Linked DNA regions of Homo sapiens: region 1 is linked to region 2. A link is a contact called in ENCODE Hi-C data. All regions are on one chromosome and are shown on one strand. The core of a region is the stretch at or near the end of the contact, and the rest is flanking DNA. Distances in the headings are between cores, read along the strand shown.

Region 1 (6,964 bases), core at 582-3,081, 2.0 Mb before region 2:
ATATTTATAACCTTTTAATGTAGGTAAAGCTTTACATTCTTATGGCTCCTTATAATTCTTACTACTAGAAGTATATTTTAATTTCTTTATATACCTTGCACATAAACTGTTTCTTTAATAGTTTTACATTTAGGAGGCCTAATTACTTTTAAATTATACAACATTTCTTGCATGAATTTCCTTTTATAACCTTTTTTTTTTTCAATTACCTGGGAGGAACCATCCATCATCCTGTCCTGAAGGGAGTTCCTCTTAGGTCTGGTTGGACCTTTGTATGGTAATTAAGATTTAAATCCCTTGTTAGGAAACCTGCTGGGTTAAGGGAATTTCCTTTTTTTTTTTTCTAACAGAATAGCCCCATATTTTAAGATTTTTGAGTTAGTAAGCTACTTTTTTGCCTTTTTGATTTAGGATAGCTCTGAACTGAACTAGTGAGGTGTGCTCACAATGAGGTTTCCTCTAAAAGTTTTTTTTTTTCTTACTTTTTTTCTGTTAGCAAAGCAGTTGCCACTACAAATTGAATGCATTTGGGCCATCCACAGGTTACTGGGTCAAGGATTTTTGATAGGAAGGCCTCAGTGCTTTCGAGATATGCCCTTGTTTACACTGACAACAAAGTGGTATTGGAGTGTTATAGGCTTACGAAGAATACCTTCAATTATCAATTACAGGTTTTAAATTTACCTTGGCTTTTAAAGGAATAGGGTACACCATTTTTTTTTTCTTAACTACTTGTATATATCTCTCTTTGACTTTGTCTTTCTCTCTTTGACTTTCCTTTTGGCTCTGTCTCTTCCTCTCTTTCTCTGCCTCTCTCTTTCTCCTCTCTGTCTCTCTCTCTGTCTCTCTCTGCCTGGCTTATAATGCAGTTCTTTGAACCACTGTGGAGAGATCTAAAACCAGCTGTAACCAAGTGTCTATGTATGGGAACTGGTCTGGATGCCCGGGATTTACAGGTTACCTTGTGCCATACCTTTGAAACAAGGGACCTGTCCAGGCTTCCTTCTGATGGCCAACCCACCTCTAATGCTGGCTGGTCTATTTTACACAAAGTTTTAAGTTTTCCTGGTGTCATAGTACTACATAGTCTCCTTTAAATCCTTTTTGAAATTTTTCAACATAGTTCCTAGTAGGGTGAGCTTATTTGTGCCTGACCCATGCTTCTTCGAGACAAAACACCACGCTCACACCACACACACACCACAAAACAAAGAATGGGTAAAAAGGGCACACACACACTTTTGCAGTTTACACCAAATCAAAATCAAAACCAAAATCAGAGTATCCAGAAATCAAAACCAAAGTATCAAGCAATCCAAGTCAAGTCAAAAACAAAAACCAAAGTGCTGGTACAGGCACACCGTGGGTGATCAGGCCATGCTTCCACTCAAATGGAGTAGGCAAGTTCCCAAGACCGGTCCTGTCAAGCAATTCAAACCAAGTCAAAACCAAAACCAAAGTGCCGATAAAGGCACGCCGTGGGTGATCAGGCCACGCTTCCACTCAAATGGAGTAGGCAAGTTCCCAAGACCGGTCCTGTCAAGCAATTCAAACCAAGTCAAAACCAAAACCAAAACCAAAGTGCTGATAAAGGCACGCCGTGGGTGATCAGGCCACGCTTCCACTCAAATGGAGTAGGCAAGTTCCCAACACCGGTCCTGTCAAGCAATTCAAACCAAGTCAAAACCAAAACCAAAACCAAAGTGCCAATAAAGGCATGCTGTGGGTGATCAGGCCACACTTCCACTCAAATGGAGTGGGCAAGTTCCCAAGACCAGTCCTGTCAAGCAATTCAAACCGAGTCAAAACCAAAACCAAAACCAAACCAAAGTGCCGATAAAGGTACACCGTGGGTCATCAGACCACACTTCCACTCAAACAGAGTAGGCAAGTTCCAAAGACTAGTCTTACCAAGTTTCAGATGTCCAGACTCCAAGTACCAGTTCCTTCCCGGTGTTCAGCCACTGCGTTGATCCTCCACAGGGGGCTGCCACACACTGCTCTGGTGAGGCGTCTCACTGGGCAAATGCCTACCCGGGAGTGCTCTCAGGATCCGCATGGCTTGGGCTGGTTGGAGTCCCCTGCAGGGATGTTCCACAGGGCAGGCTTAAGTCACCTAAGGAGCTGCCTCGACCATTCGCCAATCACCTTGCTTCCCGGTCAGGGAACCAAGAAATGTAGCAGGGCCAGCTGCAGACAAAACTCCTCAGACACTGAGTTAAAGAAGGAAGGGGTTTATTCAGCCGGGAGCATTGGCAAGACTCCTGTCTCAAGAGCCAAGCTCCCCAAGTGAGCAATTCTTGTCCCTTTTAAGGGCTCACAACTCTATGGGGGTCCGTGAGAGAGGGTCGTGATCAACTGAGCAAGCAAGAGGTACGTGACAGGGGCTGCATGCACTGGTGGTCAGAGTGAAACAGAACAGACCAGGAAGTTTCACAATGTCTTTCTATACAATGTCTGGAATCTATAGATAACATCAGTTGCTAGGTCTGGGGTTGAATTTTAACCACCAGGCTTAGGTCAGGCAGGCCCAGGCCTGGTTTCAGGTCTGGTTCCTTGGTTTTGGGTCTGGTTCCTAGGCACCGGGCTACCTGCCTTTAGTTTCACTTCTCTTTCCTTTTCTGAGTATAAAACAATATGAGAGGGTCTGTCTCTATTCTCTCACTATATGTAGTCCATTGTTGAACAAAACATTATTATGCAGTATGTGACTGTATCTATGATATAGAAAGGACTCTAAGAACTCAATAGTTCAAAAGACTAATTAGAAAATGGCCAAAAAACTGAAGAATCCTTGTGATGATGTACTTATTCTTATCTTGACTGTGGTAGATACCTGAAACACGTGATAAAATTGCAGAGAACTAAATGCAGCACACAAATGAGCACAAGTAAAACAAAAAAAAATTGAACAATTTCAGTGGATTAAGTTAATGTCAATATCTTGTTTTTAGCATTGTACTAAAGTTTTGTGAGATGTTATCACTAGAGGAATCTGGGTAAAGGATAGGCAGGCTCTCTCTGTGTTACTTCCTATAACTTTGCACATGAGTGCACAGTTATCTCAAAATAAAAAGTTTTGTTAAAAAAAATACATTGAGTCCAGGTTTTGTGCTCCTCTGACCTGGCAGGCCTTTTCCTCTAAATCGGGTACTGAGACAATGGTAAAGGGCCTGTTTCTATTCACTGTATCTTTTGATCATTTATGTGTTTCTATGGTTTGAATGTTTGTCCCTTCCAAATCTCATGCTGAAATTTTATTCCCAATGTTGAAGATGGGGCCTAATGGGAGATGTTTGGATCATGGAGGCTGATCACTCATGAAAAATTAATATCCTCACTCAGGTGAGTGAGTTCTCACTGCATTCATTCCCAAGAGAACTGATTGTTAAAAAGAGCTCCACGCTCTTGCTTTCTCTCTCACCATGTGATCACTGCACACATCAGCTCCCCTTTGCCCTCTACAGTGAGTGGAAGGAGCCTCAGGCCCTCTCACCAGATGCAGATGCCCAATTTTGAACTTTCTAACCATCAGAATCATAAGCCAAATAAACCTTTTTTAAAAAATAAATTACTCAGCCTCAATATTCCTTTATAGCAGCATAAAACAGACTAAAACTTAAGGGTTTCTTTGCTCTGCTATTACTGGCTAAATAGAAAACCTTTGGGAAAGTAACCTAAGACTGAGATTTCTCCTTAATCCTCTCTCATCATGAACCTATAACCAACCTGTATGGGCTAGGCCAGCTCACCTCCTCTCTATTTCTCTTCTAACTTACTTCATATCTTTCCTTTGTTTCCACTGTAAAAGTCATAAAATGGTAGATCTCACTAATTGTTCCCACTTCCTCAGTTCCTGTTTACTCTTATTCAGTACTATTAATAATCTACTTGCTAAAATCACTAAAATCTCCCAAATTGCCCCAAATTTTAAAGAAATTTGAACTAAATGATAATCAAAAGGTAACATCAAATCTGTGGGATATAACCACAACAATCCCTAATTTAAAAAAATCTTCCCAAAATAAAATTCTAAAAGTATATTTATATAGAAATTCTAAAAAATGAAAGCTAATCTACAGTGAAAGAAAGTAGATGAGTGGTTGCTGGGTGATAAGGAGGTGAGAAGGTTCCAAATAGAAGGATTATGAAGGAGCATAAAGACTCTTTTGTGTGTGATAGTTAGGTTCATTATCTTGATTGTTGTGATAATTTCACAGGACTATTCATATGTCAAAACTTATCAAATTGTGCACTTTAAATATGTGTGTCCGATTTTACCTCAATAATGTTAATTTTAACTAGTTGATAAACCCAAAATAAGACTGGAAATACACAAAGAACAGAAGGGACAAATGGACAACAATTAGCAAATGGCAGATTTAAATCATCCCTATCAATAATTACATAAATGTAAATAGACTAGACACTTCAATTAAAAGACAGAGATTCTCAGGCTGGATAAAAAAGCAAGAGCTACCATGTGCTCTCTACAAGAAACCAACTTTAAATATTCAGGGAGAGATAGGTAGAATGTAAAAGGAGAGAAAACAATATGCCATTAAAACAATAAGAATACGAAAGCTGGCATGACTATATTTATATCAAACATAATAGATCAAAAGATACATACAAGAATGTTCAAAACAGCTTATTGATAATAGTCAAAACATGCCCATTTATAGTAGAATGTAAAAATAAATAGTTATATATTTATTCCACGGAACACTCACAATAATTAAAAAGAAAAAACTACTCCAATATGATGTACAATAACATGTATTGTATGAACATGAACAAACAGAAACATATGTTGCTACAAGCAATAACAGATGTCACAGATATAAGTGCATGGATCGTATACTTCCATTTTTGCCTTAAGAAGAGACAAAACTAATCTATGGAAATACAAGACAGAATAGTGTTTACCTTCAGAGTACCAGCAGGAAGGGGCAGAAAGGAATTTCCTAGATAGTTAGAAATGTTCTATAACCTCATCTTATTGTTTATTTGCTGGGTGTATATATTTATATTAAATTCATCAAGTTGTATACTTAAAATTTGTACATTTTGCTGTGTGTCCATTATAATTTCAATTAAAAATTGCTTGTCAATAAGATTTTTCTAAAAATTAAAACAATATTTCTATAACATTTTGAGTAAATTAGATATGAATAAGTACCAGAAAGTTTGATCTAGAGAGGAGAGTTGGCATTGAGATGTATTCAGAATAGTAATTGAGGGATAGGGAATTAAAGGTCCCTGACTTATGGGTTTTCTTATACTGTCAGGAGTGAAATTATTCTTCTAATTTTAAAAATAAATGAAATGAATGACAACTACTATATGAAACCAATTTCTCTGTTATTACTAAAATGCCTTAAATCAGGTCAATGCAGTCATGAGACTAAAAGACTTGTACACCAGGACTGTCTTAGTCTTTTTGGTCTGCCATAACAAAATATAAGGCTGGGTAACTTAAAAACAGAATTTTATTTTCTCACAACTCTGAAGGCTGGGAAGTCCAAGATCAAGGTGCTGGCCAATTCAGTTTCTGATGAGGGCCTTCTTTCTGTCTTGCAGATGGCTCCCTTATTCCTCTGTCCTTATAAGGAGAGAGAGAGAGAGAGACAGAGAGAGATCTTTCCCTTATTATAAGGCAACAGTCTTATCAGATTAGGACCCCAACCTTAGTCTTTACTAAGGCTTAATTGTCTCTTAAAGAACTCTTCTCCAGACATAGTCATATTGGGGGTTAAGGCCTCTACATATTAATTTGGAGTTGGGGACACAATTCAGTTAGCAAGGACACAGAAAATATTTTTAGAGAGTTACTTACACAGCAACTATTTCCAAAAGAATCTGAGATAGCTAAATAGTGATTTGGGGTTACTTGTAAAATAACCCTTATTTCATGCCATTTCAGAAAACTGAATAAAATGTCTCACAAAGTGATAGAAAATTAAACTCATCCATTTAATGGTATCTGGTTAAGCTGGAACATCTGGGTTTGATGTTTAAAATAAGTTTGAAACCATAAAATGTTTTATTTTTTATGTCAATTCTGTTTCATTTCTTTTATTGGAGAAAGAGCTTAGGCAACAACATCTGTTTCCATGAGCATTGGGAGAGGACTGCATATTGACAAAGCATGTAGTCATAAACAGACAAGTAAGAGGACAAAGACTCTCCTAGCTAAAAAGTGGAATGACATGCAGCAATACAAATTAGAGAGACCTCTGAGCAAAAGAAAAAAAATTGCTTCCAAGAAGAATCATAGCAGTCAAGGAAATATTCTACAAAGAATGATAATGGTTATGAATTTTAAAAAGTATTTTATTTTTACATGGCAGAAAATAGTCAAGATTTAGTGCACAGTGGTCACTGGTCTTGAAAGCTCCTTGGAGTACAATTACATGTGGTCGTCTCAGATTCCAATAGAAAGGGCATATAACTAGGTAAAATAGCAAATCATTCTATGTTATAAAAGTCCTAGTTGCAGAAGAGAATCTGATATGAAGATCTCATATCTAACTTGTGCTAAAATACAAGAAGCCTGGAGTTCCACAATTAATTAAGCAGCTCATCAATGAAATCAAGAGTCCAAACCCTTTCTATCTTTCCAGTGTGCATCTTTATCTATTTGGTGCTTTTGCTTGTTCTCATGATTTCAGAATGGCAAAAGTCTATACTAGATAAACAAAACAAAAATAGAAAAATGTCAAAGTATGCTACTACCAAAAAACCATCAAACCACAAAGGAAGACAGCAACCAAGAAAGAAAGAAGCAAAATACCTACAAAACAACCAGAAAACAATTAATGTAATGGTGTTAGTAAGTTTTTGCTTATCAATAATTACTTTGAATGTAAATGGATTAAGTTATCTAATAAAGAGACATAAAATGACTGAATGGTTTAAAAAAAAAAAAGACAAGACCCAACTATATGTTGCCGACATGAGA
Region 2 (6,470 bases), core at 3,223-5,722:
TTGCTGTAAATATATGATGGCAAAATGCTTACCTAGAAGTAACAGAACTGCATGTATTACTGTGTATCTGATATCAATATTTAAAATAGTGGGCTGTTCTTCTTTAAAGAAAAACTTATCTTTGCTTATTTTTAATTTCCTTGTTAGCAGTGGGTGCTTAGTACAATACTCCAAATAATATCACTCCTGAGTTTGGAACAGACATAAGGGAGGCAGGCATCTTCTTCGTTAACTGGACCTACATCAGATGTGGGGAGGACCCCCCATCTTCCTCTGGCTTTTCTTCTTTTGTCATGTTTTAGCTTTGCTGCCAATCTCCACTGATGGGTATGGCTTTTTTCTCATTGTTGGCAGGGTAGTTTGCTTGATGTAGTAGTCTGCTTCATACCAACCTCCTCTATCTTCAAGGACCTCCTTGGAAAGAAACAGCTGTGCTTCTTCTGGAGCAAAGTGGTTCACTACTCTGGCCTTTCCAACGGTGGTGGTCTCTCACTTAGATGCTGCCTGGGAAGCCCTTAGAGTCCCAGTGCCACCTCTACAAGGTACTCTTTCATGTGAAGACAGGAAAACCTCTTCTGTGTCCTCATGACAGCAGAAAAACTCCCATACACTTATCAGGCACACCACTGGTGTGCAAGAGCGGCTTGTACAGACTCTCAAATGCTAACTGTTAAATTTTTAGGAAGTTGTGATCTTGTTGTTAACACAATCATTACTAATTATATTATGTAAGTGATTAATCAAAAAGATTATTTTAGAAACTGTACTAAATATTTAAAATATCACTTTCTTATTATTTTGCTGCATTTTGTTATTACCTGTGCTCCTGATATTGCTTTATATCTGCTGTATTTTTATGGTAGATAATACCGTATAATGGTGTGCTACTGCACATCTCTCCCCACTCCACATTCTTTAACTTCACACTAGTAGCTTGAAATTGGCCATGGTGAGAGCATTTCTACCTCTGAAATCAACAAGTGCCACAAACCATGATCTGTCATTCCCTGCCATTTGTTGAACATTTACCAGCAGACTACTGGGCTCACTGTATTCTGGTCTCTTCTGGTTCTACTGCTACAGGCTACAGCAGCAAGTGTTCCCTCATTAATAGTCTCTATAATGAGAAAGAAATTGCCTCTTCCTTCTTAGGACTTTTTACCAAGTCCTCCCAAGAACTCTGTCATGAAGCATTTATCCAGAAGTCAGTTGCCAGCCACCTCTTCTCATAGGCACCCCAGTCTTGACTGATTCTTCTACAGTCTTCCTTGTGTTTGGCCCAGGGAGCGTTCCTGTGGGGTGAGCACTCGCTTCCCTTCCTTTGTGGAGGCAAGGAAGCTCATCACTATCAGTACTGGACTTCTCTGCCTGGTCCTCAGGGCTCAGTTCAGATCAGCTGGGTGTATGAAGGTGAAAGACTATGGTAGACGTGGGTCTGCCACCTCCCAGCAAACACTCAAGGAAAATTGGCCCAGTTTTTTATGAATTATCTAGAATGTAAAGCACTTAGACTTTTTTTTTTTTTTTTTTGGTTATTGGTTTTGGACCCACCTAAAAATTCTTGGGAAAAAAAAAAAAGAAGTACCATTTAACTTTGTATTATAAAAAAGACTGAAAGGGTATTTCATTTACAAAATTTATTTCACAAAAAAGACTTTTCGTATAAATGCATCACATTAAACAGAAAGGTAGGAATTCCTGATGTCTAAGTGTCTAGTCCTAAACTGATTTTCCAAAGCAACTGAGAGTTTAGTTGGTTTTGGAGACAGTGTCTGTCATTCTCTCCCTCTCCCTCCTTCTTTGCCTTGCCCCCTCCATAGCTCTGTAGTTGGGTCTAGTTTAGGGCTTACCTATATGAAAGATTAAGTAAACACTCTGTTCTTTTCTTTGGGAAGTTAGTGTTGTTTTAGTATGTGGGGAGTCGAACACTCTTTAAAATAACTCATTTCTAGAAAACAAAAAGGCCAAAAATTTAGGATAAGATAACAGATATTGAAGATCAATGATTACATATTAAGTCTGTCAGTGTGATTCTCTTGAGATAAAAAATCCTTTTTTAAGAGAGTATAGTGCATAATATATTTTTGCTTCTATGAACTTATTTGGTTTCAATAATTTAATATTGAGGCTGTCTCACATTTTAAACCTAGGGAGAAAACAGGTTGGAAACTACATAAAATTGGTGTATCAACAGTTTTGAGTTGCAGTTTAACTTTCACTATGCTGCTTAATTTGTCATCCATAAAATTGGGATGAATCCAAACCTGGAAAGTAATATTTGACTGTAATACCAAGCCATACAGCATTGCCTGATCCACATAAAGCACACTTGATCAGTTTTGTCATTTGCACATGTGGAGAGTTTTCTCAGGCTGAGTAACTCCTGGTATTGGATTCTAGGCATAATCATGTCATTCTTGCTTGTTGGTGCCATGAAATAATTAGCCCACCATGTAAGGGCCCAACTTGATGCTGTGCTTAAGAGTAGAGCCTATATTCTTGATTCTTGTGGAATTTGTGTCTTATATGAAAGTTTGCTTGACCCACCAGTTGCTTCTTTTTGCTTTTAACTGTTAATATAGCTCCAAAAGCTATTGCCCAAATTTGTCAAAATTCATATTTAAAAGTTCTGCTGTTCAATGAGCTAGTCACTAGCCAGATGCAATTATTAAAATTAAAATTAAAAATGTATTTATTCATTTGCACTATCCACATTTTAAGTGCTTGATGCCTGCAGGTGGCTGGTTAGTGGCTACTATGTAGACAGATACAGAACATTTTTCTTGTGGCAGACAATTTTGCTGGACAGTTTTGCTCTAGACTGAAGCTCTGCACACAGTACTTCCCCTGTAATAACTATAGACATCTGGCTAGTTTTTACTGTGTTACAAACATTTTGCTAATTCAAGTTTGGAGACAATGGATTTCATAAAGAAATTATAATAAAATATACCTGTCAATGTACAATGTAGTGTTTCACCATATTATGTAATAAAATATCTTAAGTGCTAGTTTGGAAAATTTGCTGTTTTTTGTTATAGTGTTTTTAACATCTTTTGCCCTCTAGAACATTATTCTCAAATTTTAAATCCATATAACTATTGAAAAATCTGTATAAGTATTGATTTCTGCTTTTACATCTTTAATCATATGAACCAAAAGAAATACAACAATGAATCATCTAATATGTTTGAACAAAAATTGATGGGTTTTTCTTTTTTGAAAGTTTTATTTGGAGCACTGAGCTTGGAATATAAAATAAATAAAGACAACATGGAATTTAAATTTGGATGGGTAAAATAGAAAATGAAGTTTAGAGGCTTGATAGATTGACAGATCAAGAGGGGTAAAACAGAAACTATTGCTATATAAGCTCAGGATGAAATACTAAGTAGAGACCTCAGCCTATACATAAAAAGAGATGGAAAAACTAAGAAAATGCATGTTTGTTTTGCAATTTAAATTTTTATTTTCAGATCTTAGAGGACAACTATATCATTAAATGTTAAGCTTGCTAAAGCAGTATTTTTTAGGTGTCTTTAAAGTAACTTACTACAACTTCCTATATTTTTGCAGCATCTTCTAATGTACATGAAAGTTCAGTGAATGTACATGAAAGTTCAGGGACCACATGCTTAAATACTGGAGTTGAACGGAGAACTAAGCTTGTTTTGAAATAATTTTTGTTGTCCCTGCTTCCAAATTTGTTGTGGTAGTGGTTATATGAGTCTTTTATTTATTAGGAGATTAGGAAACTGCTTTCATAAATGGACATTATACAAGCATCTTCAAGAAACATGTTTCGCTTCTCCAGCTCCAATTAGAAAAGCGGTAATCTCCATCCCAGCCTTCTGGATGGCTGGCCTCTCTTCCTAACTTTCTTACCCGAATACCTCTTTATAGGAGGCTTACTACATGCCATTTGCTATGCTAGATATTGTGGGTAGCAATGATAAAGGCCATCTTCTCTATTTTATTTTTGGGCATCCTCAGGGTTAATGCCGTCATCTTTTCCTTCAACAACTGCAGTGGTCTCCTTAACATTGTCTCTGCTTCTGGATCTTGGTCTCCCACAAACCACTTCTCACAGTCATCAAAACAAACTTCTTCAGATCATAATTCAGATTATGTCACTCCTCTGCTATAAGCCTGTTCTGTTACATTTAGAATGAAATCCAATCTTTTAAAAAATAGAATAAAAAAAAATATATTTTAGGAAGCCATGTCATCAGAAGTGTAATCCAGAGAATAATATACTCTATAGGTCTAAAAAAAGATTTTCTAAATTATGCAATTATATTTTGATAAATACTTATAAATATTCAAATACAGACATCAGTAAAATGAAAAGTGAAACTCATTTCACCCATTTCATTCAATTTCTCCCCCAAGATGACTACTGTTAATTGGGTCTATATAGTTTAAGGCCTTTCCTATGAAATTACGTCCATGTTGTACGTTTGCTTTACATATGTTATGGACTGGAAAATGAAAGCAGTTGTGTGGAAGGGTTCTTATGTTACAGAAGGAAGTCACATTTTTTTAGTTTCCTTTTAACTTTCTTTAAATGAAAAGGAAAGAATGTTTTAAGTTATATCTTCAACTGCTAGAAAGGTAGTATACTTAGAATTTTTATGGCCCTTTCCTAGGGATTTATGATTTTCACATAAAAGAATGAAAATTGAACACACACTGAATTATACTTCTAAAACATACTTGAAATTTTTTGCCTCTCTCTATTCGTGTTACTTAACCAGTGCAAACTTACTGTAAGTAACGAAATCATTGAAGAAATACACAGAAAATGAAAGTAATCCATAATCTCACCTTCTGCTTTCTAGAGATGACTCCTAATATTTTGACAGGTGGCACATACATATGCATGTATGTATGTGCATATATGTACATTATATATGTGTGTGTGCATGTGCATATTAAACTTGATATTCAGTGGAATCATAATACATAATGTTTTGGTTTCCTTAATTAGGTTATTGTGAAAAGCTTTCCTCTTCATATTCTATTTTTAAGCAACCTGTCCCAATCTGACAATTTCTCACTCTTAGTTTAGTGGTTTTGAGCTGTGGCATACTGGTGTTCCCTGACAGTGGTATTGCAGGTGTTGAAAAATTTGTAGTGTGATAACCTAGCCTATAGGGTGGAGCCTGGAACTATGACAGTTGTCTTTTTACTTCAAGGTGCCACACAGTTGTTGTCATCTCCTGTTTGTTTTTCATAATATAAAAGCATTTGGGAAGCACTGCTAAAAATCCATGCTTTCCCTGTCTCCCTCCTCAAACATGGACCTCCCCACACTTCTCCCAGCTTCCCTTATTACCTCTCTGAGGCTCTTCTCCTCACAGCAGACTGATCTTTTAAAAACACATGTCAGATATCAGGAACTTAGGAATTCTACCCCATATCCTCCACTGGCTTCTCAATGGAGTCAATAAAATCCAAATCCAGTTATTGGCTAGCTCCACGTTAAATTGTCTTCTGCTCTCTGCCTCCCTCATTCAGCTTTCTGATCGTGGAATGCTCCAAGATCATTCGTATCTCAAAGTCTTTGTGCCTGTCATTCCCTCCGCCTGGAATGGCATTACCTCCATCTTCCCATTCTGGTCTCTACTCATATTTTGCCTTCTCAGAGGCTGACCTAATTACCCCGTCTCTACCCTTCTGTTCGTTAACTCCTTTGCCTCCTTGCCTTAGCACTTTGGTCACTGTTCCATATGCTTGTTTAGTGTCTTTCTTCCATACTAGCCTGTTTTCCATGAAGACATCAACTTTGTTTTATGTTTTTCATCTCTTGTACATATCAGGTGCTCGAGAAATAATTATCTAATGAAAAAGTACATATACAATGAAAAAAGTACATAGCGAAACTAACATTTTTATTCAGTATTTGTTTCCTTTATTTCATTTTCCCAGTGCCTTGGATTTTTCTGGTCAGTTATCTCTAGTGTTAGCATGAGCACTTCAGGAAGAGGTAAGGGAGAGATATTAGCCAGTTAAACCATGCATGATTACTCTGTGATATCAGTTTTATGTAACATATTTTGATCTTTTTAACATAGTCAAATGGATGTTGTAACACTTGCTTGATTTAACATTATATTTTGGTCTTTATTATAGAAATTTTAAGGAATTTCACATAATCACTATTTTCTTATAGAAGAATATAGGGACAAGCAGAATGGTGATTTTCTTAAAGGCCTTATTTCTTAAAGAGAATAAAATTTAGTTTATGTATAAAGAAAATGATTTTATTCTCAGACACTTTCCTCCCTGTGTGTATCCCCTCAAATTATCACATTTAAATAATTCTCAGTGGTCCTAATTGATTTCTGAATAAAATATATTCTGGCCATTTTTCTTTCTCCCAGGATTTATTATGAGCCATGACAATAAAGTTTAGGTCTATTTACAAATCAGAGAACCTTCATATTTTTGAGAACTGGAACTTTGAA

The links. A loop is a pair of places that touch in the nucleus more often than their neighbours do. Pooled maps may share reads with other maps.
Region 1: a map with no recorded cell type shows a loop between it and region 2 (5-fold over the local background). The contact joins two enhancer-like sites. A Hi-C loop is called at or near these places in 2 of 37 single-sample maps with no recorded cell type and 1 of 50 pooled maps.

The regions. Positions count from the first base shown.
Region 1 is chr6:130,255,823-130,262,786 of GRCh38, reverse strand. It overlaps a transcript of SAMD3 not described here. Among named protein-coding and RNA genes, the nearest start is that of SAMD3, 36 kb to the right of the region's middle. RefSeq lists enhancers at 1,945-2,064, 2,285-2,424. Within about 2 kb of position 1,831, at least 5 of the 41 ENCODE cell types and tissues checked have a DNase peak (open chromatin) inside an H3K27ac peak, as active enhancers do.
Region 2 is chr6:128,257,918-128,264,387 of GRCh38, reverse strand. All of the region lies in intron 3 of PTPRK (protein tyrosine phosphatase receptor type K), which reads left to right. Among named protein-coding and RNA genes, the nearest start is that of PTPRK-AS1, 230 kb to the right of the region's middle. Within about 2 kb of position 4,472, at least 2 of the 41 ENCODE cell types and tissues checked have a DNase peak (open chromatin) inside an H3K27ac peak, as active enhancers do.